6 separate regions of the Mus musculus genome follow, and all the other regions are linked to region 5. A link is a loop called in an ENCODE intact Hi-C map of the cell type or tissue named here. Cell type or tissue: left cerebral cortex. All regions are shown on one strand.

What was found. Peaks named below come from ENCODE experiments on the same cell type or tissue, not always from the same donor. Only the 100,000 strongest peaks of a DNase experiment are listed, where the experiment ranks them.
Region 1: a loop joins it to region 5, with 3 times the contacts of the local background. A loop is called at or near these places in 3 of 42 quality-filtered maps.
Region 2: a loop joins it to region 5, with 3 times the contacts of the local background. A loop is called at or near these places in 9 of 42 quality-filtered maps.
Region 3: it touches region 5 in a loop (1.8-fold over the local background); 9 of 42 quality-filtered maps call a loop at or near these places.
Region 4: a loop joins it to region 5, with 3 times the contacts of the local background. A loop is called at or near these places in 5 of 42 quality-filtered maps.
Region 6: a loop joins it to region 5, with 4 times the contacts of the local background. A loop is called at or near these places in 5 of 42 quality-filtered maps.

What each region holds. Positions count from the first base shown.
Region 1 is chr13:109,607,552-109,612,551 of GRCm38, forward strand. All of the region lies in intron 3 of Pde4d (phosphodiesterase 4D, cAMP specific), which reads left to right. Among named protein-coding and RNA genes, the nearest start is that of Gm32703, 170 kb to the left of the region's middle. In left cerebral cortex, a CTCF peak has its summit at 2,443 (motif pointing left); a DNase peak (open chromatin) is centred at 2,451.
Region 2 is chr13:109,341,250-109,346,249 of GRCm38, forward strand. All of the region lies in intron 3 of Pde4d (phosphodiesterase 4D, cAMP specific), which reads left to right. Among named protein-coding and RNA genes, the nearest start is that of Mir582, 19 kb to the left of the region's middle. In left cerebral cortex, CTCF peaks have their summits at 903 and 2,540 (motif pointing right); DNase peaks (open chromatin) are centred at 879 and 2,540.
Region 3 is chr13:109,353,515-109,358,514 of GRCm38, forward strand. All of the region lies in intron 3 of Pde4d (phosphodiesterase 4D, cAMP specific), which reads left to right. Among named protein-coding and RNA genes, the nearest start is that of Mir582, 31 kb to the left of the region's middle. In left cerebral cortex, a CTCF peak has its summit at 2,938 (motif pointing right); DNase peaks (open chromatin) are centred at 688 and 2,959.
Region 4 is chr13:109,545,135-109,550,134 of GRCm38, forward strand. All of the region lies in intron 3 of Pde4d (phosphodiesterase 4D, cAMP specific), which reads left to right. Among named protein-coding and RNA genes, the nearest start is that of Gm32703, 110 kb to the left of the region's middle. In left cerebral cortex, CTCF peaks have their summits at 2,803 (motif pointing left) and 3,373; DNase peaks (open chromatin) are centred at 2,063, 2,803 and 4,284; H3K4me3 peaks cover 332 bases.
Region 5 is chr13:109,438,652-109,443,651 of GRCm38, forward strand. The region is part of intron 3 of Pde4d (phosphodiesterase 4D, cAMP specific); the gene reads left to right. Gm32703 (a long non-coding RNA gene) reads right to left here and starts at 2,360. Exons shown (of 3, transcript XR_003950566.1): 1 at 2,251-2,360. In left cerebral cortex, a CTCF peak has its summit at 2,371; DNase peaks (open chromatin) are centred at 1,867, 2,394, 2,977 and 4,911; H3K4me3 peaks cover 3,501 bases; H3K27ac peaks cover 2,096 bases.
Region 6 is chr13:109,493,485-109,498,484 of GRCm38, forward strand. The region is part of intron 3 of Pde4d (phosphodiesterase 4D, cAMP specific); the gene reads left to right. Among named protein-coding and RNA genes, the nearest start is that of Gm32703, 55 kb to the left of the region's middle. In left cerebral cortex, no CTCF peak of the experiment used is centred here; a DNase peak (open chromatin) is centred at 2,154; H3K27ac peaks cover 430 bases.

The sequences.
Region 1 (5,000 bases), 170 kb after region 5:
ACCTGGCAGAAATAGATAGCAAAGCCATGGTCACAAGAAACTGGGGGATGAAGATGAAGTTGGTCACAGGGCATGCGATTTCAGTCAGACAAGGGAGACGTTCTATAGATTTATTGTAAGTCAATGCGACTCTAATCACAAACTATTACATACATAAGATTGATCCAAGAGTGGATCCTAAGCCTTGGCATAACAGAGCTTTAAGTGTGCAATGCAATGCTTTTGTCTGTGAGCTTGATTTAGTCATTCTACAATGCATCTGTATATCAAAATACCATGTTACACATCATAAGAATGTACAGCTAATGCCAACATAAAAATAGTGCATCTTGGAATTATAGGGTAACCTTAGGACAACTGAAGCTATGACAGCATGAACCTGCTATATCGGAGAAAAGTCTTACATCATATTGCTCTATAAGTACATAAGTATTGTCAAACTACCTGTGTTCCTTCCCTTTTAATCCAGACATTAGGTGTCTTCTTAAAAATCACCTCATCCAGTTAGGAGTTTGAGGGTCTGTTTTATACTCTAATATTTCTTATAGATTACCTTCTTTCTCCCTTTTCATTAATGCTGCATGAGTCCATGGTCAATAAGTTCAACTTTACAGACTTGAGCTGATATGTGACCAGAAGATTCCCCGAGTCTCTTATTTTATTTATAATTCATTTTTCACACTCCATATTCCACTCCCCGCTCCCCCCATCCACCCTCCAACTGTTCCACGTCCCACACCTTCTCCCTACACCACCCCATCTCCACGTAGATGCCCCCATTCCCCACCTCACCTAACCTCCAAATTCCCTGGGGCCTCGAGTCTTCTGAGGATTAGGTGCATCATCTCTGAACGAGCACAGACCCAGAAGTCCTCTACTGTACGTGTGTTGGGGGGCTTCATATCAGCTGGTGTATGCTGTCTATTTGGTGGTCCAGTGTTTAAAAGATCCCCTGAGTCTTTTTTTTGTTTTTTTCGAGACAGGGTTTCTCTGTATAGCTCTGGCTGTCCTGGAACTCACTTTGTAGACCAGGCTAGCTTCGAACTCAGAAATCTGCCTGCCTCTGCCTCCAGAGTGCTGGGATTAAAGGTGTGCGCTACCACGCCCGGCTCCCCGAGCCTTTTATTAAGCTGAACAAACATTTTAAATCTGGAGGAAGAAAAATATAGTATGCAAAATATCCTAAACACCACTAAGCATGGGCCTTCTTCTTTGTTGTTAGACTTTCTGATGGTGTTGGTGAGTCAGAATGAACGTTTTCATATTCAAAACGGCAAATACAGGCACATTTCTTAAACAAACCTCAGGATTGTGAGAAATTACCTTCCAGGGTAGAGGATTCCAAGAGTGGAAACATTTTTACATTAAATGATCGTGATTCAAATATTATGATGAATTTTAATTTAGCAGGCAATTAACTCTAATGGAGGAAGCTATCACCTGACAGTGGGTTAACTTGCATTATTCCCTGGTACAGCCACGCTGTTCTTCTTGTGACTAGAAATTCATCCTGCCTCCCCCAGCTAAGGTCAAGGATCCTGTAGGACTTACAGAGGTTCTGGGGCTGGTAGGAAATTGTTTCAGATGCGTGTGCAGCAAGGCTCAGAGCATGGCTTAAAAGTGGAAGATGGCTCTGCTCCTCTCAAATTCTTTCATCTTCCAGAATAGTCACACTCCAGTGAGCGTACCCAAAACTCTTAAAAGTCCAATTAGAAAAATGGTCTTAATTGCCAAGCCAGTGATGTAACAATTATTTGACTCTTGGAGTCGGGGGCTGGGGGGATTGTTATTGTTTAACTGGACTCAAAAGATAAATATTCCGTGCAGATTCCGTAGAAATTTCCTTGGCTGTTTCCTGATCATTAACATGGTTTTTAACTCAGGTTCACAGGGAAGAGCTATTGCATCAATAATCTGCTCTTTTGTTTCATTGTAATGAACTGGTCACACATGCTCACATTATCTCTAATTAAAATTGCGAATTTAAAACAAAGAGTGTGGGAGTGGAAAATAAGACTCTATGGTACCTCTATCTGACCCAAGGCACCACCCGTCCCTATACCCTCTACCATGGAAATACCTCTACCATGTCTGTTTCCCATGGACATGGTATCCTAGAGGCATAAGACTAAGGGAGAAAGTGCACTCTGCGAACTGAGAGAGGATTGAAGGACAAATATGGGGAGACCTATTTTTTTTAAGATCCTGGGAAGCAGAGGGTGACAGCGAAATTGGTGTTAGGCACATTCATAGGGAGGTGCTTCCTGGATCAAAGGTGGAGGATGTGTACGAATGGCTCCCTGAAATCCTAAACCAACCCTTTGGAGGCTTCAAAACGGAAAAGGTTTTAGATAAGGTGTTAGCTGTCCAGTTGTGGGCTGCAGGGGGGTTCTTCTCCCTGACAAGGCTTGGTATGGATCTTGTGCAAGAGCACACTGCCCTCTGCTGGAGAATTCCACAAAGTGGGAGACCCAGACAACTGCATTTCAGCATCCAGTAAGGGCTGCACGGAGAATGTTGAAATCTAAAGCAGAAGGGACCATGCACATTCTACCTCATGAAGGCAGTGCACCCCTCTAGGAAAGGAAGCCTCTTTCAGTGAATAGGCCCTTAGACCTTTGTACAGTGACATCCCCTTGGATGTCTAATGAATGCTGGGTTCCCACCCAACTGCCCAGTATTGAAATCCAACAAAGAAAAAAAAAAATTGAGAAAAGGAAGTGGTACCTAAGTAGTATGTATAAGACAGAATAACAAAGGTCATGGTCAATCAAAAGACTTGTAGAAGCCGAGAGTTGCTGTTGCCAAATTGAATTAAGTGTCTCTGTCGAAAGATTTTTAAAATACTATGAGAATCAAAACAGATGAAAAGCCAAAAATCTAGAAAAGAAACTCTCAGAGAGAAGATGGGAACAACAGAAGGCACTGGGACTGGTAGTGATCCGGGAAGGGGAAGATGCTAAACAATGATGAGGTAGTTATGCTCGGGAAGCCGGGTGTGGCTGTGCAAGCCTTTAATTCCTGCACTTGGGAGACAGAGACAGACAGATCACAGAGTTCAAGGCCAGCCTGGTCCACAGAGTGAGTTTCAGGACAGCCAGGATTATACAGAGAAACCCTGTCCCCAAAACAAGCAAGCAAGCATACAAACAAACAAACAAAAACCCTAATATACGAATAAAACAAGAAAATTTCCTATAACTAGAAGAAATGGGATAGTTTAGATCCTGGATATGAGGAATTAAAAATAAAAAGGACCTTGCTAAGAAATATGCTCAGGATATTTCATAGCGCTTGACATATGCAGATATTCAAAGCCTTCAAAACAATAAAATAAGAAAAAGGGAAGAGGAGACAAAATATCTAAAGCCATCAGAATTAAACTGATGTCAGAATGACTCAGCAGCTACCAAAGGTGAAAAGAAGAGACACCAGCTTGAACTCTGGTGCATTCATGGTACAGATGTCATTGGAGTGGACAACCGCTTTCTGATTGCATTTAGAGCCTACTCCACAGGATGAAACCCAGGCCTGGCACCATTATCCAGCTGAGAGCCTGTGGCTAGATCCTAGAAGAGAACTTGGTACTATTGATCAGCTAAGTGGGTATGGAATTAATCCAACTCTTCCTGATTTATCTTTATTCTCATAGATTAAAGCACCTCTAGTTTTCACCAGAGAGGCAATGTTTGCAGTGGATGCTTGGCATGAAGAGATCCACAACTGGGCAGAGTACAGAGAATGGGAGACTTCAGAGTGTTCAGGCCCAGGGGAGTATAGTACCATACCTCAACTCCCCAAAGGCTTAGGGACCATTGCAGAGGAGTAGATTGTGAGGAATGTGGCTACCAGAGGGAGTGAAAAACTACAGGGAAGCAGAGTCTCCTGGAAACAGGAAGGTGACTGCACATGTGAGCTTGTGGCTGTCCTGGCAGCATGCATAGGGCCCATTTAAGCCCAAGCCAGACCAAATCCCAGCATGACAGGGGGAGCTGGGCAGGAGGTTTTAGCTCCAATGAGGAACTATGAGCAGTTGTTAGTTGCTAGAGAAGAAAGGGTCAGTTTCTCTCCGAGTGTGGCTACTGGTAGGTCAGCCCCTCCCCGGTGGAGGACCACACACCCAGAAAGGTTTGGGCAGCACTGACTGACCTTGACAGAAAAGGAAAGGAAACAAGAGGGAACATGAGGATGGGTGGGGATGGAGAGAGATTGTCTAGGAGGAGTTGGGGGAGGGAAGGAGAAAGAATGAACCAAGCAGCAGTGTCAGATGCTAAACTATAATGCAGCCAGGATTTCAGCATGTAAATGCAAGAGGAAATCGATGCTAGTTATGCAAGGAATAAAGAAAGCTAAAAAGTTACTCACTCTGTAAAATGTGACCAGCTATTAAACAGAAACAGGAAGCTGTTTCCTGAATTATTAAAGTAAGCCACAAGTCCAACACAAGTGACAACAGAGAGGAATGCAGGATATAAGAGCATCGCCGGGATACCTGGAAACCACCTAACCAGAAAGTACAGACTGCAACCGAGGGCACCAAGGCCAGATCCCAAAGGGAAAGACACAAGAAACAGATTATCCGATTTGACTGATCATCTGAGGGATGTACAGCAAGAAAGTGCTTCACTACAAAGCCAAAGCTGCAACATATGTTCATAGTAAATAAGTCGCACACAGTAATAATTCACAAACCATGCTAATATATGTGCAGAGCACTTAATTAATTAAAGACTGTAATGCAGCTAAGTAAGAAAAGGGGGCGGGGATCAGAAAAGACTCGGGCCCTTAAGAAGGGAGAGCTCAAATTACTAAGAGGAAAGACAGGATGTGAGCATACAAGTTTGGATTGTAGAGTTAAGAACCAACGTAATCGAAGCAATCTGAGAATGAGTATTTAGAGTAGACACCCAAACGGGCTGGGGACATAGGACCTTGGCAGAACTTGCTCAGCATGTGTGAGACCCTGGGTTCTAGCCCCCAAAGGAACAACACAACGTGAG
Region 2 (5,000 bases), 97 kb before region 5:
GTCTCAATAAAATACATGCTTCGGTGTATATATTTAATGTAAGATTAAATTAATTCCTTTAAATTAATTTCTCCTATAATAGAGCAGTGTGAGACTTCAATTATTTTTTTAAAAAAGTCCCTTAGTATTATATGAAATTACAAAAGTTGTCAGCTAACAAGCTACCTGAGGGTTCATTAGTTTATCATAGATTAATATAACCTTTTATTTTTATCGATATTATAAAATGAGACTAGACTGTCTTCAAACCTGTGCTAAAGGAAGCCTTTAGTTTATGTCTGTTGGCCAAATGAAATTTTAACTAAATAAATGTTTACTGGCCTTTGAAATACAGGTGAAATATCTAATATTATATATATATATATAAAACAAAGCCCCGAGCTAATGCTAAGTAAGGTTTATTTCTAAGGAAACTCTTCATGGGCACAGGCATATTGATTTGCTATCACAATTTGTAACTAAAGTTGTTCATAACTGATTCTCTTTGTCTTGTTTAGTAAATGTAGTCTGGTCTCTCCACATGAGACTCATCTTTTCTTTTCCACAAACTGAAAGTCCTGCTCAATATTAAACATATAAGACCATCATACCCATCTGAATGTAAAACGAGAGGTTACAGTCTGATCTCTTGAAGCAATTTGTCACAAGAATGTTTTGCAATAGAAATTTCAAAGTCACCATGCAAAGCATCACTCCCTTTAAGAATTAATGTGCATCAGAGAAAACTCTCATGGCAGCTGCCAATGCTTAACGCAGAAACCCATCACTGGCCAAAGAACCAATAACAAGTGACGGTGGGGTTCTCCTTCCTAAGTGAGATTGCTCTTTTCACTGCCTCCGAGGCTCAGGAGCATCACAGAGAGGCAATCAGAGTATGGAGAAATGTGCAGTCAAAGACATCTTCTGGTCATGACATAGCATTGCACTCAGGAACTGCTATCATTGTCTGAATAAGACCTGCAGAACACTGGACCCCTTAACATTTCAACATGGGTGTGGGATGGTAGGGAAATGGACATACAAGGGCCTGCTCTCCCTGAGGGACTATTAGCAGCTAAAGGTTGTTGGAGGAAGGGTGTTATTTTATTCGGGGGTGTCACTGCTAGTCATTTACCCTGCTTCCAGTAAATACCCCCCCTCCCATGCCCAGGAAAGACATTCTAAATGCAGTAGTTTGTGTGGATAATTAACTCTAGCTATTGGCTTCCAACCTTAGATACTCTTACCTGAGGAACAAAGGACTAAAACAAAAGACATAAAAAATTTGTGGCTGTGCTAGATGTGCTGCTGGCTTTAGAACTTTCCCTCTGTCCCAACGTCACAGCAGTCTCTGTACTTGAAGAGCTGTTATCTTTTGTGACGCTTACTGCAGCGTACACAAATGCTTTTTTTTTTTTTTTTGCTTGAATTAAAATTAAGCAATACTAGAGAAGAGTTCAAGCATGATTGAGAATTGCACAACAGTTGAAGATGTTGTCTGAGCTTTGCACCCCATGCATGTAACCCAATGCCTACAAAATCAGCTGCTTTAAATATGTTGCAGAAACGTACTGGAAACATAGAGTACTGACGAAATCCTTTGAAAATACCGAGAAACAGTAATTCCCCCTCCCTGCCCTTTTAGATTCAATTAACCAAATGGTGCCTTGTAATTCCAGACTCCTACGGGTGGGGGGGGGGGAAGCTGTTGGGAAGCATCAGGATGGGGGCTGCAGAGAGGACCTTGAAGAAAGGATGCTCTGAGTTCTAAGGAGTTTTGGAAGCAGTGATTTGAATGCCAAACAAAGGGTCATGCCTCTTACAGAGATTGCATACAAACAGAACCTAGAAAACCATAAAGTCGAGTGTGTTGATTCTTTAGGAAGGTGCGGTGTCCTTGCTATGGTAGGCGTTTCTCTGCTGAAGGGAAAGATGTCTGGGCAGGGATATGGGGAATGAAATGATGCATCAGAAATAATACTGGTTCTTGTAGAGATTTAATTCTATAATCAAAACAACAATAAAATCAAGTACATTTATCCTGACAGTGAGAAACACATTTGGTTCTGTTTTGAGAAATATTTTATTTTTTTAAGTGTTATGCATTTGATTCATTAAATGATTCTTCTGTATATGTTAGGTGTTCAGGAATTTAGGTGCCGTTCTAGCAAGGTATGGAGTCAATAAAACAAGACATTTCAAATTAACATGCTTTACAGAACAATGCTTGGAACTGTGTTTCAAAAGCCACATTAACGCTCAATGAACAAAAGAACACAGTTCATTGGGATTATTGTATACGGGCATTTCTTTGGAGACTGTATGATTAACTCAGAGGTAGTTTAAAGCTGAGAGTCAGACGGTCATGTTCTTATTATAACCCATATAGTTTCCTTAGCAGCTACACAGAATGATTTACAAAGCAAATGGCTTGAGTAGTATTTCTAACTGGGGAAATTGTATTGTGTTTCTCTTTCAAATCTCTGTGATCCAAGTTCTGGGTGTAACCCAGAGCCTGACTGGGGGAGGGGAGGGATAGCCCACGTGTGATTTACTCTTTGGTCACTAGATGGCACCATGCCTCCCCTAGAGTAAGCTGCACGGTTCTGACTAGCTCCGATAGCAGCTAGGAGACAATTGTCCTTCCCATGGGCTTCTGATTTATTTAAACTATCAGGGTAATAATTAGCAGAATTTCACGGTTTTAAAGGATGGCACTTCTGTTTGTATCTGAGATATATTTACTCTGGCAGTGTACTGGCTGTTTTTGTGTCAACTTGACACAGCTGGAGTTATCACAGAGAAAGGAGATTCAGGTGAGGAAATGCCTCCATGAGATCCAGCTGTAAGGCATTTTCTCAATTAGTGATCAAAGGGGGAGATCCCCTTGTGGGTGGGACCATCGCTGGGCCTGTAGTCCTGGGTTCTATAAGAGAGCAAGCAGTGCAAGCCAGGGAAGCAAGCCAGCAAGAAACATCCCTCCATGGTCTCTGCATCAGCTCCTGCTTCCTGACCTGCTTGAGTTCCAGTCCTGACTTCCTTCAGTGATGAACAGCAATGTAGAAGTGTAAGCTGAATAAACCCTTTCCTCCCCAACTTGCTTCTTGGTCATGATGTTTTGTCCAGGAATAGAAACCCTGACTAAGATAGGCAGTAATTCGCTTTCACTCTTCAAATGTGCTCAAAAAGAAGTAAGCATCCCATAGGAGTGTAGAGAGCAGAGTCCTAGTCAGCCAGTTGTGTCCTAAGAAAATTAAAATGGGGGTGAGATGGCAGAATTAGCACAGATACCTTATGAGAGATAAAATGGCAAAAAATAAACTTTATTCTGCCTGGACATCTAGGTTAAGCAAATATTTGGGGCGCACATTGTCTCAGTGGCATGTCCCTATAAAAATAGTGATATCTACCCTAAAATCAGGGATCTATAAAGAGTATTTATTTCAGCTTCAAACTTTCATGCCTGTGAAATGAGTAAACTTCTTTACAGTGAATGCTATCCATTGTCAGTTCTTGGGATCTAAGTGCCTTTGCTTTGTAGGTGGAAAAGGATGGATGGAACTATTTCAATTTGTTGAGACATTAGAGCGCCTGTAAAACAATACATTTATGATCTATTTTATGATGTGATTAAAGCTACTTGCCAATAAGTGTGTTGGTTCCGTCGTCATAGTTTGGAAGTCCAGTGCATCGCACATTTAGAATGTTAAACTTGCTTCCTTTTCTCTTCTTGAATCTGAAAAAATTTTTAGAACATAGAATTGGAAGGGATTTTGAATATGATATGTAATCTTTCACTTTATATGAATTGTGGTATCTCCACACACAAAAAAATAATATGTGATGTCCTTTGGACTTTTTAAAAATAACTTTTCAGTAAGCAGTTCCCTTCTAGGTTTTGGGAGCAAAAACTCAGAATTAATAAAAATTAAAAGATTATACAAAAAAGAATCATAGGTGACAATATGTCTCAGGATGGTGAATTGAATTTTGTGTTGGCATTTTAATAATATATGAACTCACTCAATCATGTAGTAGAACCAACAGTTGAGAAATTTGAAAGGAATAATATCAGGTTATTATCCGATTCATAGACTGGATTTTTCTTACTTGGTTCATGACTCTACTGAATCTATGTGTTGTGGGTGGTGCAAACTTTTTTCTTTCATTTCTTCTTAGAGCGTCCCTGGGGAGTCATTTGGTAAATGTTTTTAAGCCTTCCATAATAATTATCTCTGAGCCCTAATGCTTTCTGGTTTGGGCACGTCTTCATTCTCCAATTCAAGGAAGGAGTTCAGAATGACTTCCAGTTGTAAAATGAAATACTAATCTAATTTACCACTTATTTTCTGTTTGTGTGGTCTTGGCAAACTTTACTGGGCTGGCAGGGCACGCAGTTTCAGGGAGAAATGAGAGCCTGTCTCAACTGTGCTTCCAGCCTTGCCTGTTAGCTTAGAGTTTTACCAGAATTTAGGGACAGTCCACAGATACATCAAATATCTCCAAGACCATGCTGTATAGACACTGAGAACGCAGGCCTTTGTAAGATGTCAAGTTCAGGAATAATATACTTAAATTATTTTAGAACTGGAGGTTTTAATCATTTAGAATGTTGACTTTTTTCCTGCATGTGCATATATGTGCATGAACACTTATGTATGTGAAACATGTGTGTGTGTGCCATGGCTTTCACGGAAAGGACAAAGGATGGCCTCGGGCATTGGTCCTTACCTTCTGTCTTGTCTGAGAGCGTCAAACAGGGAAAGTAATAGCCTACAAGCTTCTGGAGGTTCCTTTGTCTCTGCTTCTCATCTCTCTGTAGGAACACTGGGATTACAGACCCTCTCATGCTAGGTGTCCAGTTTTTATGTGAAGACTGGAGATTCAAATTCAGATCCTCCTTCCTGTATGTCAATCACCATTGGCCCCGCCCCTCATTTAGAAAGGTCTCCGAAGAAGGGATCCCCACATTTGCTCAGTGCGTGATGAAGTTTCTTTACACCATTAATGGTATGCTAGTT
Region 3 (5,000 bases), 85 kb before region 5:
TTCTTTACGAGTTGCTTTAATCACCCTATAGCACGTGCACACAATATTTTTGTTGTTTTACTTTGTGTATGGTACAACTTGATCTCAGGACCTCGTATATGTTAGGCATATTCTCTACTACTGAATTAAACCCTAAGCCCCTTCTAATTTTGAGTGATTAATATGTGTCAAATAGTATATCATTTTATTGTCAAAATGAGTATACTCATTCAGAGTGCCTTGGCTGATTAGTGAATCATGTTTGTGGCAATTTGTGTTGTAGGCTACCTGGTTCAACATTATAACCAAAATAAGTAGCTTGAAATGTAAATATATAGTACTCCTACTACCATATTGCAGTAAGCAAAGGGGATAGGTCTTCTAAGAACGGGAGCAGAGGGGACCTGCCATACATGGCCTCTCTAGCTTCAGTTCATTAGTCCATGGGACCCTGGAAACCTTTGGAAGTTTTTCTAGCTCTAAAGATTTCTTCTCAACCTTGGGGTTATTTCTAAAGCAAGTAAAGTGAAGGAAATGGTTTAAGAAATGGACCGGCACTGGTTCTTGAGGCTTGGATTTCCAAACTAAATCCTACATCCCCTTTGGAATGTGAGTGGGGGCGGAGACGCTTCCTGCATGTATTTTGAGATGGGCTGAGGCTAAGGTGGTGGGTAGAGCTGAAGACGATGCTATCCTCTTAACCTTTACCAGGCCCGTCATGCCCACTGTCTTCAGATTTCTGCTGTATATTTTGATCCTGTCTCCACAGCAGTTGCTTACGAATGTGTTGCCAATAATGACACTGAAAATGTGGTGAGCATATAAATAGCTCTTTGTGCTGCAGAGATGTCGTTATTTAGGAAGTCTTAGGAGGCTCTGGCAGAGGATGGAGATACAGTAAAACAGTTTGTTTATAGAAAAAAACCCTAATAGTTATAAATATCAAACTACAATCAACTAAACATCCGATGTGTAATAAAATATTGAATATTTCCCTCGCGTGATAAGGAAAAGTCTTAAAATTAACATTCCTACTTGAAAACTGCCCATGAAAATAAACAAAAGGTGGATATCTTCTAAATGTTTTCCTCATGTAACTTTGTGTTAGTGCTATAGGGAGATAAATAGCAAAGTATATCAATGAGCCCTGGTTCACAATAAATACCCTTTTCAAGGACTTCTTAATTCATTTATTTTACATCATAAAATTTAGGTTCATTATGAAAAGCATCCTGGAGATCCACTCGTGTGTTATAGCTGTTTCTTCAGACAGCGGCTTGAGCAGAGTCAGCAGACTGCAGTTTAGGACCCCTATTTTGTTTTTTTTTTTTTTTTTTCCAGGCAAAACATTTATTTTATTTTATTTTTTTTTTTCTGGTGACATGGTTTTTTATTCCTTGTTTTGATGATCAACTTCTAACACAGCTATGTCTAAGGCATCGTGTGTTCTTTTCTTTTTTTTTTTTTTTTTTTTATTAGGTATTTAGCTCATTTACATTTCCAATGCTATACCAAAAGTCCCCCTTACCCACCCACCCCCATTCCCCTACCCACCCACTCCCCCCCTTTGGCCCTGGCGTTCCCCTGTACCGGGGCACACAAAGTCTGCGTGTCCAATGGGCCTCTCTTTCCAGTGATGGCCGACTAGGCCATCTTTTGATACATATGCAGCTAGAGTCAAGAGCTCAGGGGTACTGGTTAGTTCATAATGTTGTTCCACCTATAGGGTTGAAGATCCCTTTAGCTCCTTGGGTACTTTCTCTAGCTCCTCCATTGGGAGCCCTTAGGACCCCTATTTTGAAAGTAAGAAAACTCCCGGACTTCAACTTGGATGTGAGGCATAGAGCTCATGCCCATCTTCCTTCTGCTATGAGGCAAACCACGTAGCTTATTTCTCTCTGATTCTTACAAACTTATAAATGAGGCAAGAGAGATGGAATAGGCCAAGGGCATGAGACTGTTCTTCTATGTGTGATCAATGCTGGACAGTGTCGAGTTCTACCTATCTCTCTCGATATGGAAGCTAATTATGTTTGACAGTAATTTACTGAAGCGCATGTTTATTTGCCTAGTTTTATCTCAGAGGATAGAAGCAAATTTCTTGCTATATAAACATGTGATAAAGAAGGCAATGGCATGCTGTTTATGCAAGTCTCATGTCTTATGTGACACTTGGTAGGGAGAGAAAATATAGGGCATCTGAATTGAATTCTCAGCATCCCGCTTGCTTTCTTATTCATTTTTGTTAATAGAAATCAACATCCTAATGACATTGCCGCCGCCATTTTGTTCATCTGGGTCTTGGCTAACCCCTTAACTTGGGACGGGTAAGGATTTAGCATCTTTTAGTTTTAAAACCCCAAGTCCTCCATCTAACTTTCTAAACACCAACGACGTAAAGCATCTAGAGAGACGTTCCACTCCCAACCTCATGTGACAAAGCTGTAACCAAATCTTAGGCACATTAAAAATATTTTTAAAATTATATTCAGGATTTATGTATAAGATGTATACGAAACAAATGTTTTGTGTTTAGACTTAGGTATCACCTCAGATCTATCTCATTAAAAATACACCAGTATTTGGAAGTCTAAAACTCAATGCACATAACCACTTTGTATAAGTGATACGCAACCGTAAGTAGAGCTCTTGAATGTTATCTGATAACTTGCCCTCTGAGGCAAAAGCTACTTAACATGAGCAAAAATTAATTTTATTTGCTGATTTTAAATGCCACTTAGTTTGCTCGGAAGCTAAATTTTTCAACGTGCTCGTGAAAACTTTGCAAGAGTAAGTAAAGCATGCTAAACCTTGAGGAGAACCCCTGCAGGAACAACATCGTGAAACGAAATGCAAAGGCCGAAATAGGGCTGCTGAAGTTTGCTTTGGCCCCTGGTACTGTAATTGCAGCAGTGAACTCATTCTTTCTCCCATGTCCTGTCACTAGCCATGGAGTACACTGGCCAGTAGGGGATACTCTAGGCATTCTTATAGCTGAGTGGTGGATTGGAGTTTGAAGAAATAATAAAGACCATCTTTCTATATAGCTGTCGTCTGTGTGATTTTGGGGACCCCTGCTTAAAGCTCGGTCTTTGTGGTGACTTCCTCTGAGCAATCTTTCAAGCAACTTTTATGTCATTCATGTGACTGTGTGTATCCTTGCCAGTTACCTGTACTTCATTAAATGAAATACACAGAAGAAAACTAAAGGGGCCCTATAATCTAAATGAGCATCATTGTGGGTGGGAGTGGGGTGGTGTTCTCAAACCCTGAGGTTGAATTCCAGATATCCTCCAAAAAAAAAAATGTATAACTACAGAACTCTGCTCATCTTAGAAAAACAAAAGACAATTGTGTTGAGTTAATCTAAAGATGCTGCCAGGTAACTCTGATTTTAGAAGATGAAGTGGACTTTGGGAAGGAGAATTTGGAGAGAAAGGAAAAGTGAGAAAACAATTTTGTCATCCATCTTTGGGGAAAAAAAAGGCAAATAAATAGAGTTCAAATAATTTTCATGGAAACAATTTACAAAACATATACTTTGTATTGGAAGTATGAGTTAGTAGACACAAACTGCTTACGAGCACTGGACAGAAAATTTCCCTAGAATAAAGTCTTGACACCTCCAGAAGTTTGCCCTGTAGTGTTAAGGGGTGATTATTTCAATGTTCTAATCACATTCTTGCTTGTGTGTAGGCACTGTACTGCTGGTATAGGAAGCAATCAGAACCCAAGGATCCAAAGCAGGGACCAGAGCATTTAAAGCAGGAATTGGACCATCTCATGTGTGCTGTAGCTGTGAACTAGCCCTTTGGTGGGATCAATATGAATGTTAAAATCAATGGCTTGTTCATTGTGACTGATACCTCTAGGCATGTTGCGGAATTACTTGGGGTTACCTGACACGGGTCAGAAAAAAACAAAGCTAAGTACTAAAAAGTATGTTTGAATAGACTATCAGAGTGGGGCGGGGAGGGGGTTCCTAACCTATGAAGACTCTCAACCCTCTCTCAAGAGAATGCTGGAAGCTCTGCTTTGAGGGTTTGGGAGTTGGGAGAAGCTGTTCTCAGTTGTGGTTTTCGTTTTTGTCTTTTTTTTTTTCTTGTTCACTCTTCAGAAGAACCTGAAAAGTAATTTTTCACTTTCCTTTCCTGATATCCAGATGCCAAGCATCCAGCCACACAAGCCTCTCCTGTGCCTTTCATTCTGACCCTTGAGTGACACAGCATTTAATTTCTCTTCCGTTCACCTTGTCCTTCTAGTTCTTGGAAGGAAAGATGTAGACATGTCAGCCACGTATTCATCCACAGGGACCTGGTGGGTCTGTTTATCTACGAAGTGATTCAGTCTCAGTCACTTAGCCCATCAAGTATTTGTTAGAGCTCTGCAAAGCGGGGTACTTCATCGTGGTGCTGGTCAGTTGGGGTGAGTGGTAGCTGTTGTGGTGACGAGGGGCAGGCAGTGGCTGGGTCTGCAGCTAGTGGGGTGTCATGCTTGTGGCTGTTCACGATGAGTTTATCCCTCAATTCTAGGTCTTTTCTCAAGGGACTGACAGAAAAGCTAGTGGTGGCAAAACTTAACTAGAGAATGGAATGTAAGTGCTACCTGGTAGATGGTTACATGAATGTGCAGCTTGCTAATACAGAATGTATAGATGGGGTCTTACCTGGACATTTGAAAGACGTTCTAGTAAGGTATAATCTATAGGTTCTCTGCATCAGAGCCATTGGAGAAGAGGAAGGAGAGGATTTACATGTGTGTGTGTGTGTTATATTTCTATGCAATAAACTTTATTTTTGGGAAGGGAGGAAGGGAGGGAAGGAGGAAGGAGGGGCACATACACACACACACACACACACACACAGAGAGAGAGAGAGAGAGAGATTTTATTTATTGATGGAAAACATCTTTTCTAGGTTAGGAATTGAACTTGGGATGAATGTTTCTGCCAAACACAAAGCTTTCGATTAAATAGTAAAAACTTCATCCGAAATTATATTCCGTTTGTCTCAAAACACCCA
Region 4 (5,000 bases), 110 kb after region 5:
TCTTGGTTGAGAGGGCTCGGTGTATCACGGTGTCATCCTAGCTGCTCTGAAGCTCTGGAGCCAAATGGCCTTCCTGGTTTATCCTTCCAAGTAGCTGGAATATCAGGCACACACTAGCATGTGTAGCTAACATGGTCTTAGCAATGTGTGTTTTCAAAGACTGTGTCTGGATGTATGGAATTAAAGGAAAACTTAATTTCTCTTTTGGAAAACACATTTTTTTTTAAATTCCTGGGGCTTGCTCCTCCCACACCTGTATCTTGCTACCATGTGTTTTCTGGCTTCCCTATGACAGGGAATTTTTGTTATATTTACTGATGGTGGATAGTTTTGGTTGTTTTGAAACTTTCATTTTTGGAAGTTATAATTCAATTGCATGATTCTCCCCACTTCCTCTCACCAACCTCTCCTATAGAATAAATCCTTCTTGCTCTCTCTTTCAAATTAATGGCTTCTTTTCCTTTGATAGTTGTTATATATATATATATATATATATATATATATATATATATACACACATAGTTTATATATTCTTATAAAATATAAGTACACCCTTCTCAATCTGTCTAACATTACCTATCATGTGCATAGGATCTCAAGGCTGACCACATAGCATTGGATAATCAGTGAAGGAACATTTCCCTGGGAGGACTGTTTCTGGGAGGACCATTTCTCCTAATCATATCGTTCTCAGTTCTTTATCTACTATCGAGACCCTTAGTTGCCCTTTTCAAATTAGGATTTCCATAGGTGTCATGGTTGTTCAGGTCTTGTTTTAGACAACCATGTTGATTAGACTTTGTGGGTATAGCCTGTCTGACATTTCTAAAAGACACAGTCTTACGACAAACATTTTTTTGAGCACTGTAATATGAAATGAAGAAGTATACTTTCTTTTATTTTTTGTCTTTTATTTATTTATTTTTTACACTCCAGATTTTATCTCCCTCCCCCCACTGCCACCATCCACCCTCCAACTGTTCCACATCTCATTCCTCCTCCCCACTCCTTGTCTCCATGAGGATATCATCCTCGTGGCAAAGTATACTTTCTTGAAAACCTAAAAATTAAAAAAAAGGGGGGGGGGGGAATCAATGCTATAAATGTTTTTTTACAGAGCCATTGCTTCTGGGTGCTCAGCCAGGTGGATTTTATTTCACCACTTCACAGCTAAAGAAAATAAAAATATAACACTCCATATGCTGCAGGCCAGAGAGGACACACCTAGCCTGGCTTGCTCGCCACCTCCCCGGAAGACTTTTTAGCCTCCCTCCTTTGGGATGATGCGCTTCGGAGCTGTTGTCAGCAGTGCGGTTGGAAGGGGACGGGGAAATGAATAGGATTTGAAGGGGTGTGGAAAGGTGTGAGCCTTTCCGTGATCCTCGGGATTTGCAGAAGCCTTTCGAGTTATTTATGCCGCCGTGCGCCCTGTGTCGGTTAATATTTCATCTCTGCTTTCAGTTTCTAAACGACAGATGCTTTAAAAAAAAAAAAATCAGCGTGAGGTTCGGCTTCCTCCTACCCTTCGCCCCATGTCTCCGTGCTCCAGACCAACCCTGTTAGCCCTTTTGATTTAATCTTCACAGTTCTGTACTCACTGGAGGGACAGAAAATGGATGCTAATATACCAAAATAGACACTTAGAAAACTCGTTTTTAAAAATGACTCTGCAGCTTCACCTGCAAGTAAAAGACATAAAGGCATTTCCACCTCACCACTAATGACCATAAATATTAACATTGAGGTCAGTTCACAGTTTGCCAGTGTTACGGCCGTATTTTAAAGTTACATTTTACTTCATAGTATAACACATTACTTCAAGAGGATATCCTTATAGGTAACATTAAATTTCATATAGTTCTATAAACTACTTTTCCTTTTCCTTTTTTGAAAATAGATTCTTCACTCATACATCAGACCACAGTTGCCCTCCCTCCACGCTTCCCAGCGACCTCACCACCTCCCCTCTCCCTCAGATCCACACCCGCTCAGTTTCCTCTTGAGAAAAGAGCAGGCCTCTAAGAGATGACGGTCAGACAGGGCAAAACAAGATACACAGTAAGGAAAGGCAAAGGCCCTCGAATCCAAGCCAGACAAGGCAACCTAGTAGGAGGAAGAGGCTCAGGAACAGGCATTAGAGTCAGAGACACACCCACTGCCACCGTTGGAAGCCCCACAAAAACACGGAGCCATCACATATATGCAGAGGACCTGGTGCCGACCCACGCAGGCCTTGGGCTTGTCACTTAGGTCTCTATGAGCCCATGTATGTGAGCCCTTGCTTAGCTGATTCAGTGGCCCGTGTTCTCCTGGTGTCCTCCATCCTCTCTCACTCTATAATCTCTTGGGTTTTTTTGGTTTTTTTTTGTTTTGTTTTTTTTTTTGTTTTTGTTTTTGTTTTGTTTTTGTTTTTTTTTGTTTTTGTTTTTTTTTGTTGTTGTTTTTTGTTTTTTTGTTTGTTTTTTTTTGTTTTTTTTGTTGTTGTTTTTTTGTTTTTTTGTTTTTTTGTTTTTTTGCTCTTCCACGGGGTTTTCAGAGCTCCTAGGAGAAGGACCCTATGGGAACCTCCAGTTAGGTTCTCCACATAATGTCTGAGTGGGGGTCTCTAAAGCTTCTCCCATCTGCTGGCCCATTGAAGATGGACTCTTTGAGAATGACTGGACAAGTCGCTAGATCTAGGAGGATAGCAGAATATCTTTAGGATTTTTTTCCCTCAGTACTGTGGCTCAGCCTTAGCGCTCTGGGCTCTCCAGTCTCTCTCTGGGTCCTAGCTATCAGGTCGTATAGAGCATGGGCTCCCTCTGGTGGTGTGGTTCTCAAGTTAAACCGAAATCTGTTGGCCATTCCCACAAGTTCTACACATCATTGCCGCAGCACATCTTGCAGGTCTGATGTATTGCCGATTGTAGGTGGAGGGTTTCCTGTGTATTTTATGACTTCATTTTAAAATTATATTTCACTTCATAGTAAAGCACTTTGCTTGAAGATATCTTTGTATGTGATATTAAATTTGTTATACAGTTCTGTAAACACGTTTCTACAAGAAATTTAGTGAACATTTATTAATGGGCAAAGTAACAAAATCTTAGAGTATAAGAAAAACAATCTTTGGAAGGAAATGAAAGTTTAATTTCTCACCACATCTTACTCAGATAAAAACAGTACAAGCAATGGCTACGCTAAAAATTCATTTGAATCTGCCTTAAAGGATTGTTACCATATACTCTGTTACAGTCAAGCTATTTGTGGGCTTATTTCACTGATGCAGCATTGGAGGGGTATTTGGGTTTTTTTGTTTTGTTTTGTTTTTTTAATCAAGTGCCTGAAATGGAATGAACAAGAAAATAGCGCCCTCTATGAGTGGGAATGAGGACTGCATCTTTTAAATAACGTATTCGAAGTCTGAAAAATGGTCTTAACTAATGGCCTAGCACAATTAAAACGAGATGTTTTACACTAGGTATTTTTCCTTATAAGCAGTTTGATGATGAGAAAAAAAAACTAGGAGGAAAAGCATGTGTTTCCTGATGTTTCATTAAATTATGTCTCATTAAGTCCTGACATCATAACGGAGATTAAACCCTCCGAGAATGCTCTCTGCGAAGCATCACACCAACAGAGAAGGAACCCGTGCCTTCTAGCACACGGTCCCTAAATCAGGATGTGTATAGTGGGGCTGGGTAATACATACATTTACCAACTGTTCTCACTCATTTTACCTCTCCAGTAATGTTACTGCTAAAGATGCTGATGGAGCAATCATGTTTGCTCCAAGTAGGCCAGGGGACTGCTGCTTGCGCTGCCTTTCAGTGCCTCTCCTTTCTCAGCCAGCACCATACCACGCAGTTCTATACTGTTCCCTCCATGAAAACACGGATGGATGCTGTCTTTTCAGTGTAAAAGGGGGGTCTCTCATACTCGTCTCACTAAAGTCCCATTTCCCTTGGGGTTCTTTCCTTGTTTGGCTCTGCTCTGTCAAGGATGAATTGAGGAAATTATTTTTCAGAAGGAATATTGTCTTTGGCTTTTGACAACTGTCAGAAGGGACAGGCCTCTTCATTTGGTATTCCCAAAGCTTGTGCCATCCATTCCAGAATTGTCACTCACCAGAGCTATGCTAATGCCATTTCTGCCTTCCCCGTGCAGACGGTGGGGATTTCTGTGCTTAGCAGAATGCCAAAGATATCAAAGCCCATACTCCACTGACACACTAATGACAGCCAGCGACATCTGTCATTTATAATTTCAACCTAGCTTTTTCTGAATGTGTATAGAATCGCTTTTCTCCATTATGCGCTGTTTCTGTTGTGCATGCTAACTCTGGTGCCATCTGTGTTAGTGGTTCCCAGTGTCTCAGAGAGCAGACTCTTTGCCAACAAGCAATGCCTCTCACTCGAGGAAAATGACATAATCAAATCCTGTTTTTTTCATAACCCACCTGTGAGTGGCATGTTACTATCCATGTTCCGTGTTATTGGGACATACGGAACTGAAGCTCTGGTTCAAGAATTGAGTTAAGGTGTTCTGGCTTATAGTAACGAAAACATTATTTCAGGCAATTAGCAAAACTTGTTAATGTTCCAAAGAAAGGAATATATTAGGCCTTCAGGATGGAGCCAGATAATGTCTAGAAACTCAGAAAGAAAGAAAAATCAAAACTTGCCCTATATTGAGTTTTAATCTTTGCTCCTTAGAGCTTCAGAGAAGTATATATGTATGATAAATGTACATTCACATGTATGTTCTGTTTACATATGTCCTGATGCCTTTACACACCATTGGTCATTTTTGTCCTTGTCCAGAGCTTTGTCAATCAAATGTGACCAAGAATTCACTGTAATCGTTCTCTTTTTTTGTGTGTTTTGTTTTTTTAGGTAAGTATTTTGATATCCTACTTTATCAATGCTGAAAGAAAAAATGCACCTGCCTGATGTAGAATCAATGGCTTAAAACAAAATAGAGGCACCAGTGTGAATGGTAAAAATGGATGCACTCCTGCT
Region 5 (5,000 bases):
GTTACTCATTAATTTGTAATCTTAGCTCCCTGGACTGGGAGATAAATTATATTTTTCTTTGTTAGGCTTCAAGAATTCTTAGTGCTTATTATTGTTTTTCAGTTGTTACTATCTAGCTTGTTTTATCTTATTTGAAACAGTTACATATTTAAAAAAAGAAAGAAAGAAAATTTCACCTTAAAAATATTAGGCTGAAGGGCGGGTATTTAAGTCAGTGACTGAAGCCATGACTAACATCTGTGAGGTCTCAATTTCAGTTCCCAGCACTTGGGGGGAAAAATCAATTGATGTTTCTTTTAAAAGTATATTTTAATTTGAAAATCTCATTTAATGACCTAATAACTGAGTCATTTTGTGTTTTCAATCTATAAAGTGTCTGCTTATGTCATTGTCCCCACGTGGAAACATAGCTAGCCAGTATCAGATGGGAAACCGTGATGCCTGGAAAAAATTTGTTCAGTTATTTGTTGTTGTTGCTGTTACTGTTGCTGTTGTTGTTGTTGGGTTGCATAGATATTCCACTTTGGCCTATGAATAGAATGGAAATAGAATGTACTAAAAACAGACAAAAGTGTCAAGTGAAAATGCTTATTAGAATGGAAGTTATAGTACTAGCTTATTTTTGTTTTTTACAAATATTACGACGTTCTAAGGAGACCCGCTTGCTCACCTGGCATGAGAAGAATGTACTGGTTTTGAAATAGTTAATGCCTGTCACATCATCCCTACCATAAAAGGAAAAGGACAGATGCCTATAACCTAAGTGGGCCCCAGAGCTTCTTCTCCCCGAAAGTGTGATGATGGACAATTACTAGCCCTTAGAGTTCATTCTCCAGGTGGCAAAACTAATTTGGGGGGAATAGAATAATACAGGCAAAAATCTTAGCCATGTGGTCAGACTTCTTTCTGCAAATGTGTTATTTGTCTTCCAGCAATATTTAACTTCTGAGTGCCTCCACTCCTCTTTGGCACCGGGTCAGAGATCATCTCCGCCTCACAGCATCACTGAGTGGATTAAGTGGGGTTATCCTGTGAAGCACTTAGAAGATGGCCAGGGACATTGCTAGTACACCTAGGTCTTAAATAATGATATTTAAGTATACACTCTAACAAACCAGTTTGCATTACTGTGTGATACCTGATTGCAAGCGTTGAGAGTCTGCTGAGAACAATTCCAGCCGAAAGGGTTCTGGGAAGGCTCACAAATGACCTTAGGAGAGAGATCTGGTCCCTTCTACACAAAGGTGCTTCAAGGACATTGCCTCCATCACAGGAAGTCCCAGTAACTTTCCTCATGTCCCTTTGTGCTACATGGTGCCATCTTTCTGCATGCACAATTCAAATTGCTTTAAAGGAATCCTCTAGTTCTTCCTCCTACCAGGAATGAATTCTTGACCTGGGACCATCAATTCATCAAACCTTAGCAGTTCTGAAACTAATTCCATTTTTATTTTAAACATCTGCTTTAGAATTTATGAGAAATGAATCCTCTTCTCCCCAGTAATGTTTTTTTTTTTCCTACAAGGACAAGAATTCACTGGGGAAACCCTAAGTGAAGATGAATAGGATGTTAAGTGTTGCCAGTATTCCTTTTAATATGAAGCAATTGCATAATGGCCTTCTTTAAACACCCAAGTTAAAAGAGATACGTTAACGTTGCGCACATTACCACGGAGAAGCCCATTCTCTGATTTCAGGCAAGCACCATTCAAGAGCCAACCTACTATTCCAAGAGTTTACTATTTTATTCTTGCTCCAAAATGGCATCAACAGCGATGGGGTGCTTTCGGGGGACTATTGCACAGAATTTCTGCAACAAAGGGGCAGGCTCCAGGAAATGAAACGGGAGCTCTCCTCCCAGCTACACACCCCCTAATCAAACAAGCAGCTTTATGACATGCGCAAACGGAGCAGAAGTCTAAGTGACTTCGGCAGAACTAGCTTCCCCAGGATTTCCTGTCCAAAATCAGAGTGTGGAGATCCGTACTTAACTGGTTACAAATCATCTTAGTAAGCAGAGCTGCCCCGCCCCCATGTTTTTGTTTAAAAAAAAAAAAAAAGAACATACCTATCATTTGCACATTCTCTCTGGACTTCATTTGTTCCCTTTCTTTTCGTTGAATAGGTAGAAAATTAAACAAACAAACAGAAAAACCTTCCTCCGTCTATTTGCTCAGTGTGTCATTTCCCTGTGAGGTTATTTACAGGTTTCTTTAGCCTTTTTTCCTCTCCTGCCTGGTAATTACTTACTGAAAGAAATCTGCTCCTTCAGGGCAAGCTCTTCCTTTTAACCCCTTTAGCTCACTCTTCCTTGGAGGCTAGCAAGGAGTGCGCGGCTCTGCAGTGACGGGGAACCCACCTAGAGGGCCCCCTTGACGCCAGCATATCCCCTGTCAGGCAGCAGTCTGCAGCTGAGCGAGCGGGCTACTGCAGAGTTAATGTACAGTACCAGGGAGCCTGCAAGTGTCCTGCTCAGAGCTGGGGCGGCACAGCCCAGGGCAGACAAGGCGGCTGCGAGGATACCAAAGGTTCTGCCGGAAATTCGGTGTGGGGGGACTCCTGTTGCCACTGTGTTTCAAAAGCATGCAAGGTCTGTATAGCCTGGGCATGAAAATCTTGCGGATGTCAGAGCACCAGAGTAAATGACATCTAATTGGGAACTGAATTGGGGTGGTAAAGACAACAGAGAGACAAGAAAGCCAGCCGAGTAAGAAATTCTTAGACAACGTCTGCCTTGCAGCTGTGAAATTCATTTTCTTTCCAAGGCAAAAAAAAAAAAAAAAAAAAAATATTAAAAGCTCACACACGGTTTTGATAGAGGGGATTCTGCAGTGAGAGAATCGATAGCTTAGTCATTTTACTTAAAGAGAGCAGACAGCCTTATTGTGGGGTTAGGCGGCAGATGAATTTCATCACCACAGCGCCTTCTGAAGTCATGATGGGAGCCAGCACCAATCCTGTCCTGCAAAGCAGAAATTACTCATTGCCTTCCTACTTCGGCATTCGAAACCAGCAATTCTGAGATCGGGAGAAGAAGTTGCCTTGCGCTATACATGGTTTCTAGTCCCTCTGCCCAGGTCTTTGTCGGACACGTCTCAGCCTCAGACAGTAGCACTGCGTTAAAGTGACCACACAGGAATATGTTCCTAAGAAAGAAGAAAAAGCAGTATTCATCCCTAAAGGACAGCATGGCACAGCGACCTGAAGTTTTCCATTTCCCTCCTAACACTTCTTTAACAAGGATAACAAGAAACTGTCTTTTGACTCCTTTTTGTCCACATTCCATAGTCCTTTCTATGAAGATGCATTAATTCATACTCAAGACACTTGGATCTCACCAGGACAATACTCGCCATCATTTAGGAGTAGAGACTGGACTGGTTCTATTAGTGTGTTCACTGGTAGGAGCTACATGGATGGACTCATACCTGCAATACTCTGTGATGTTTCGTTCTCCAAATCCTGGAAGGGCTTTTGTTTTTGCTGTTTGTGTTCTTTTTTGGGGGGGTGATTTTTTTGGGGGGTGAAATTCATTACTTGTTGCAATAATTATCCATGATCGATGCTCAAACCAGAGTGTTGGGATTCATCTGTGAAAATCACTACATGCAACATAGGAGACGAGGAAAATATTAATGACGGAAGAGCTGCGAACATGATGCATGTGAATACCTTCCCTTTCAGAAGGCATTCCTGGATATGGTAAGTAATCAATACCTTCCAGTCTGGAAACTCAGAATTCTAAAACCCCATGGCAACAAGCAGAGCAAGGTCTGTCTTGAGTGCTCAGTATAAAGCCAAGAAGACCATTTGAGAAAGTAACGATTATGCAATTAAATTTTTCTTGTTGCTACAAAGCATCCCAAATAAGAAAGCATAGGATGTTCACAATAGCTAATAGTTCATAAACAAAAATAGACAACCTACCTAGTAAGGAACAGAAATGGTAGGACTGGAAATCTGCTTTGTCTATATTATTATTGTTGTTGTTGTTGTTATTTGAAAATGCTCTAGAAAAGGGCATACATGGATTTCTGATACCAAATATCAATTGGCCTGCATTTCCATAGAAGGTTAAGGGAAACTTTGAATGCTGACTCGATAAAAAACAAACAAACAAACAACCGTAATATCTGACCTGCTCATATTTAAGAATGCTTTAGTTATTTGAGGGTAGTCCTTCTGGGCTGAACCAATAGAATTCTGATAGATTGCTCACACATGAATCATGGAGTGGACCAACTTTACGGAACTTGCTTAGTTCTTGGATGTGTGGTCAGGTATTAAGGTTCAATTCAATGATTCAATGCATGGAGCTCTCCAGACGTGCACCATCCCATCCCGTTTCTTATTGGCATCTGTGACTGAGTGTGAAAGAGCTCACTGCTGAGGCCATTACAAGGACAAAGGTGCTTATTTTGAAAGTTGCTTGTTTTTGTGGTACCTCCGAGGGGGCGTGGATTCAATTTCTTACAGCAGAAACTTTGTGATTTATGATAAAAGCACATTACAAGGCCTTTTGTCTCCCAACATACACATGAGGTGCTGCCTCTATTGGGCCTGATTTTCAAAATATATTTCCTATGTAAACATTTTGACCAGACTCAGGATAAGTAATAGATATATAAACACAGATTTCGTAGGGGTCCATAGCTGCTTTTGTGACCAACCATCTCATTGTCTAAGACACCAGCAAAATCACCTACTGGGTTGTTACAGATGTTCTGGTTTCCAGTTAGAAATCACTTGCAGTGAATGTGGGGGTAGAGGACTCTTCTGTTACCCTTGACAGGTGCCTGTTTTGTTACAACTCTAGAGTCATGCACAGTCAGGGCTGTGGCGTATCTCCCTTCTCTGATGACCACAGTCTCTGTTCCCAAGCTCTGATGTCTATGAAAGAGGCAGAATAGCATGTCTGTAGGCCTCAGGGGCCCACTTCCAACTGCATCACCAGTGTTCCCGACTCAGGAGGGCTTTGGTGCCTGTGCCTCCCTTCCCTT
Region 6 (5,000 bases), 55 kb after region 5:
CGTAGCAGCTTCACTGAATATAAGGCACTGGAAGATAAGATCCTCATAGCAATTGCAGGATTTTGAGGACCTGCCATTTATAAGTATAAAGAAAAACTAAACCTCCTCCAAACAAGGGTTAATATTTATTTTTATTTTTTGCCCTTTCTCTCTCTCTCTCTCTGTATATACATACATATATAAATATATATATATACATATATAAATATATATATACATACATATATAAATATATATACTTATCTTGAAATAGTAAAGAAAACATATTAAGAATAATCTGACACAGATAGTGCTTAGGAATGATAGCTTTAAGGTCTTTATGGTCTACATGTTGATGTAGGTTTATACATGTGAATGTGGAAAATTAAACTATGCTAGCATGTTTTCCCCCCAATGGTTTGTATTAAGTATTTACTCCCTGTAGGAAATGTTGAAAATGCTTGTACTAACAATAGGACTCAAAAAAGTACCATGCCCATGTGTTCTCATACACGTCACCTCATGTGGTTTTAAAGATGTGGCCATGAGGTCAATACAGGAGCATGACCATAGATACACAAATAGGCTGAATGAAATGTAAATATCACATTGAAAAAGCTTCACATATTTTTTTAATCTACTTTAAATCACCTGAGGAACTTTTAAGAAATCTGAGACCCAGATCAGGTACCTGATTCTATGGCACTGGAATTTCTGGGAAGAGGAACTAAGTATTTATTTGTAATGCCTCTAACATCTCTTCTACTCTAGAGTTTAACCAACTTCCTTTATAGATATTGTGTTAGGAACTATGCCTTTACGTACATTTCCTATCAGAAATACCACTTTCTATCAACCCCATCACCCCCAACCCCAATGGCCATGTAAACTAGTTGGCTATGTGAGGAAGGAAGATATGCACCTATTCTACTCTAAACACAAAAGTCCTGTTAAGCATTCAAGAATTTGCATGTTTACCTGTGCAAAATAAGGGTCACATCCAAATTAGAAGTAGCAAAGCTCTACCCTGTTTTCTCATTTTCCTCTGCATCACATCAAACATGACCAACCCATACCTTTCTCTGGTTGCCACCACTACCACCACTACCCCTGCTTGGACTTGGCCTTTTGTTCATCTAGAAATTGTCAAAATTTTCTAAAGATTCAGGTTAGAGCCTATGACTAAGAAACTCATTGGCTTTCCACTGCCTGCACCTTGACTCAAACAGTGTGAGATAAGTCATCATTTGCAGGGACACCCTATGAGGCTTCATGGTGCCTGGGCATGCCGTCCTACTCTAATTCATCTCCACCCTCCTTGTGGTACATGCCAAGGCCCTTCTGTTCACTGCCACTGCCAATCCATAAAGAATCCATTACATCCTTTGGAGCTTTGTCCTTTTGGCTCCACCATTATTTAGATCATCATTATGTGGGTAAAACTGTGTTTCAAATCACTAAAATGAAGCTACAGACAAGGATAAGAATATATATATATATGAAATTTCTGTATCATATATATTGATATATAATGTAAACCTATCATGAGGAAAATATCCATAATTTCAGACATTCAGGAACTTTTGAAAATACAGATTATATGAGAAAGTTTTTTTCCTATTTGGTTTTCTGTTTGTTTGTTTGTTTTGTTTCGTTTCTAAGGATATTCCTGCTGGAAAAGGGTTTAATCTTTGAGAAATAGATCTAAGATCTATCTGAATGATGCGCACAAAACAAGCCAGATTTCAACTAATATGTGAAAAGCGTTTCGAAATATTACAAACCGCTCTTATTTTACACAAGTAAATTATGTGAACCGTTGGCAAATAAAAAAAAAAATGTAGGTTTGGGCGGCAGAGGAGGCTCTGTTCTGTTTTCACACAATTCACATGTCTAGTTTTCAAGATAAACTGCTCACAAGATTTTTGGCATTACCTCCCTAACTGGTGACTTGCTTTTATTTGTAGTTTTTATAAGCAAATGTGCTTTTTATCCACACCATCCGTGGTACAAGTTCTGCCTTCATTTGCTGATATCATGACCAGCTTGAGGGAGTTATAAGCACATCGTGTGGAGCTCTTACTGTCAGTGTCCCAGTGTCCCAGGTCTATCTTTCTGACAAGTCCCCATGCCATGTGGGGCTGCTTGTTGGTATCTACCCTGTGAAGAGTCTCTCCATTAGTCATTGTGTCTATTGAGTCTTCATGGCAGAACCGTATGCATGTCGACTGACAACAAATACTTTGCTGCTTGCCAAGCATCTTGATGCTTCCAAAGAGCCATATATAGACATAGACTCAGAGAAGCGAACCACATCTATATAAAGATTGTCTTGTTGTTTGGTCTAGTTTTAGTGTATTTAATTACATCAATCTTGGAGAAAAAGATTTTCTAAACTTGGCCTCACAGATTTTTTTTTAAGACAATGGAACATTTCATCTTAAATCATTGGGCTTTGCATTTGTCATATTATTATAAGCATATGAGCTTCAGGCAACCACTGATGTGCTGCTTTAGGACATTTTAATAAAGTTGGTGATAAAAGTAGAAGGGTTCATTCTTGCACAAATATTCCAAAAACAAACAAACAAACAAACAAACAAAACCAATTTAGGGATTAGCTATAGCTAGGCCCCAGGATCATTTGTTCTATGCATTTGATCAGTTGCCATTTTCTATAATAGTCTCTGTTGCAAAAAGGAGATTCTTTGTTGAGTAGTGAGCGACACACTCACTTGTAGGAGCAAGGATAAATATTTATAATGCAGTTAAGGATTATGCTGGCTTAGTGAAGTGGCAGTTGTAGGATTTCCTCCAGGATCTCTAACCTCCCTAGCCCTTGGCTCAGTTTCTAATGCTGGACACAATTTCCTTATTGTTCAGTGACCCGTAAGCACAATTAGAAAGCCGTTGGTTACTACTAAGTTCTGAGTGCCACTATTGTACTCTTAGGGTTATCATGCCATGCTGGCCATTGTTTTAATTCATAGAAGTCATAACTAATGGTTTCTCTAACTAATAACTAATAATAATAACTAATAACTCATAACTAATGGAAGCTTTTGGACTTCTCAGGGAAAAGTTTTGTTACCTCAGATCCTCCAGTTCCTATATCTGAAGCTTAGCAGTAGGGCTTTAACCTTCAATCTGTGTGAGAACACCAGGGTAACAACAATAGCCTATACTATTCCAGAAGTCTCCTGGGCACCCTGACTTATATGTCAGAAACTCATCAGTAGCATTTGTATGCCTGGTGTTGGGAGTTTTGTTAATAGTATATGGCCCATGAGGGAAGCATTGCTAGCCCAGTTGATAAAATGTCATTTAAACCATAAATGCATATGTATTCACGCAGACATATATATTATATGTAATTTTTAGTAAATAGATAATAATGTAATTCCTCATGACTTTCTCAGTTATCTTTGTTTGTATTTGACCTTTCTTACTCGTTCACGTCTGTGTTGACCACTTAACTTGCCTTGTCTTTGCTATCTCTCTGCTTCCTATTTTTTCCATTTCCCCTCCAAATCACTTGTAGTCATTGATTTCCCTCTCTATTGTTCCTTCCCACCCCATGGTACCATTTTATTTCCCTGGCTTCTACAGTTACTCCATGTTATATCCTTACATCTGAAGATTTGGAGTTTGGGGCCACAGATGATAGAAAGGAAGCAATATGTGTCATTCTGGGACTAGGCTAGCCTACTCCATAAGCTCATGCTAGTTCCATCCATTTAATCTGCAAACTTCATGATTTCAGTTTTCTTTACAGCTGAATAGTATTCCATAGGGCATATGTCCCACACTATCAGTATACGTTCACTAGATGAAGGACATTTAGGTTGATTCTGTCTCCTAGCTAATGTGAAGTAGAGCAGCAATAAAGATGGAAGAGCAAGTGTCTGTGGAGGTAGATATTAAGTCTTTGGGCATAAGCCATGGAGTGGCATAGCTGGGTCATATGGACACTTCAGGTGCAGACCATCCGGTGATGTTGCATGATTCATTTTTTAATATTATCTTTAAAGGGCATTAACCATACCAGAATACCAAGCTAGCCCTCAGTACTATATAATGATTTAGGGAAAAGACTTGAAATCCAAACAGTTCTCATTTTTAATTTCTTACTAAGTAAGCAATAAGCCTTGTCTAAACAGCACCATTCATCTTTTCATAGCTACTGAAGAAGACATGGAACACTGAGATGGAATTTGACTCATACCATATTTTTTAAACAGACTACTTTACCTTAGAAGTTGTTATAAATCAAAGAAGTTGAAAACATTCAGATGAGTGGGTTTGGACCATTGGTTTAGCAGCATTATCATCCAATGGCTTATAGCATCGCAAGTATCTTGGACTGCCCTTGAATCTGCAACCTTGCTGTAGTAAATTAAGCTTGCAATGATCTTATCATCAGAGATGAACTTGTCTATACTAAATAACCGAAAACAAAAGCAGGCAGTTACTGCAGCCCAACAGCCACAATTAATGCTGGTAGTGTTGATCCTGCAAATAATGTGATTAAGGCCAAGTCAATGTGTGTGCTAAGAGCATTACCGGATGTACCTGCCAGGTATAAACAAAAACAAACCAACTTAACCACAAAATAACTGCCCATTTAGGGTTTTTTCTAATTTTTATTGCATTGTATATTTTAATTTTCAAAAGAATGGGGATTCAAATTCGGTGATCTATATCAATAAAAAGATAATAGATAGATCAAAGAAATCCCCAAGTAATTATTATCATTTTAACATTCTGCAGTGAAGGATTGTGGGAAATAAGCCCTCTGTTCCCAGTCAAAATGTGATCCATGAACCAGCAGAACCCTAGCCCCTGGGAGTTTCACATAAATACAGATTCTTGGACCCTGACCTAGACCTCCTGAGACAAAAATCTGCATTTTAACAAGCTCCCTGGTGAGTCTTTCCACATTCATTGCAAGAAATACCAAGTGGAGGCAATACCTAAGAGGCTCATTATGAATTTTGCCATCAAGTGTATTAGATCCTAAT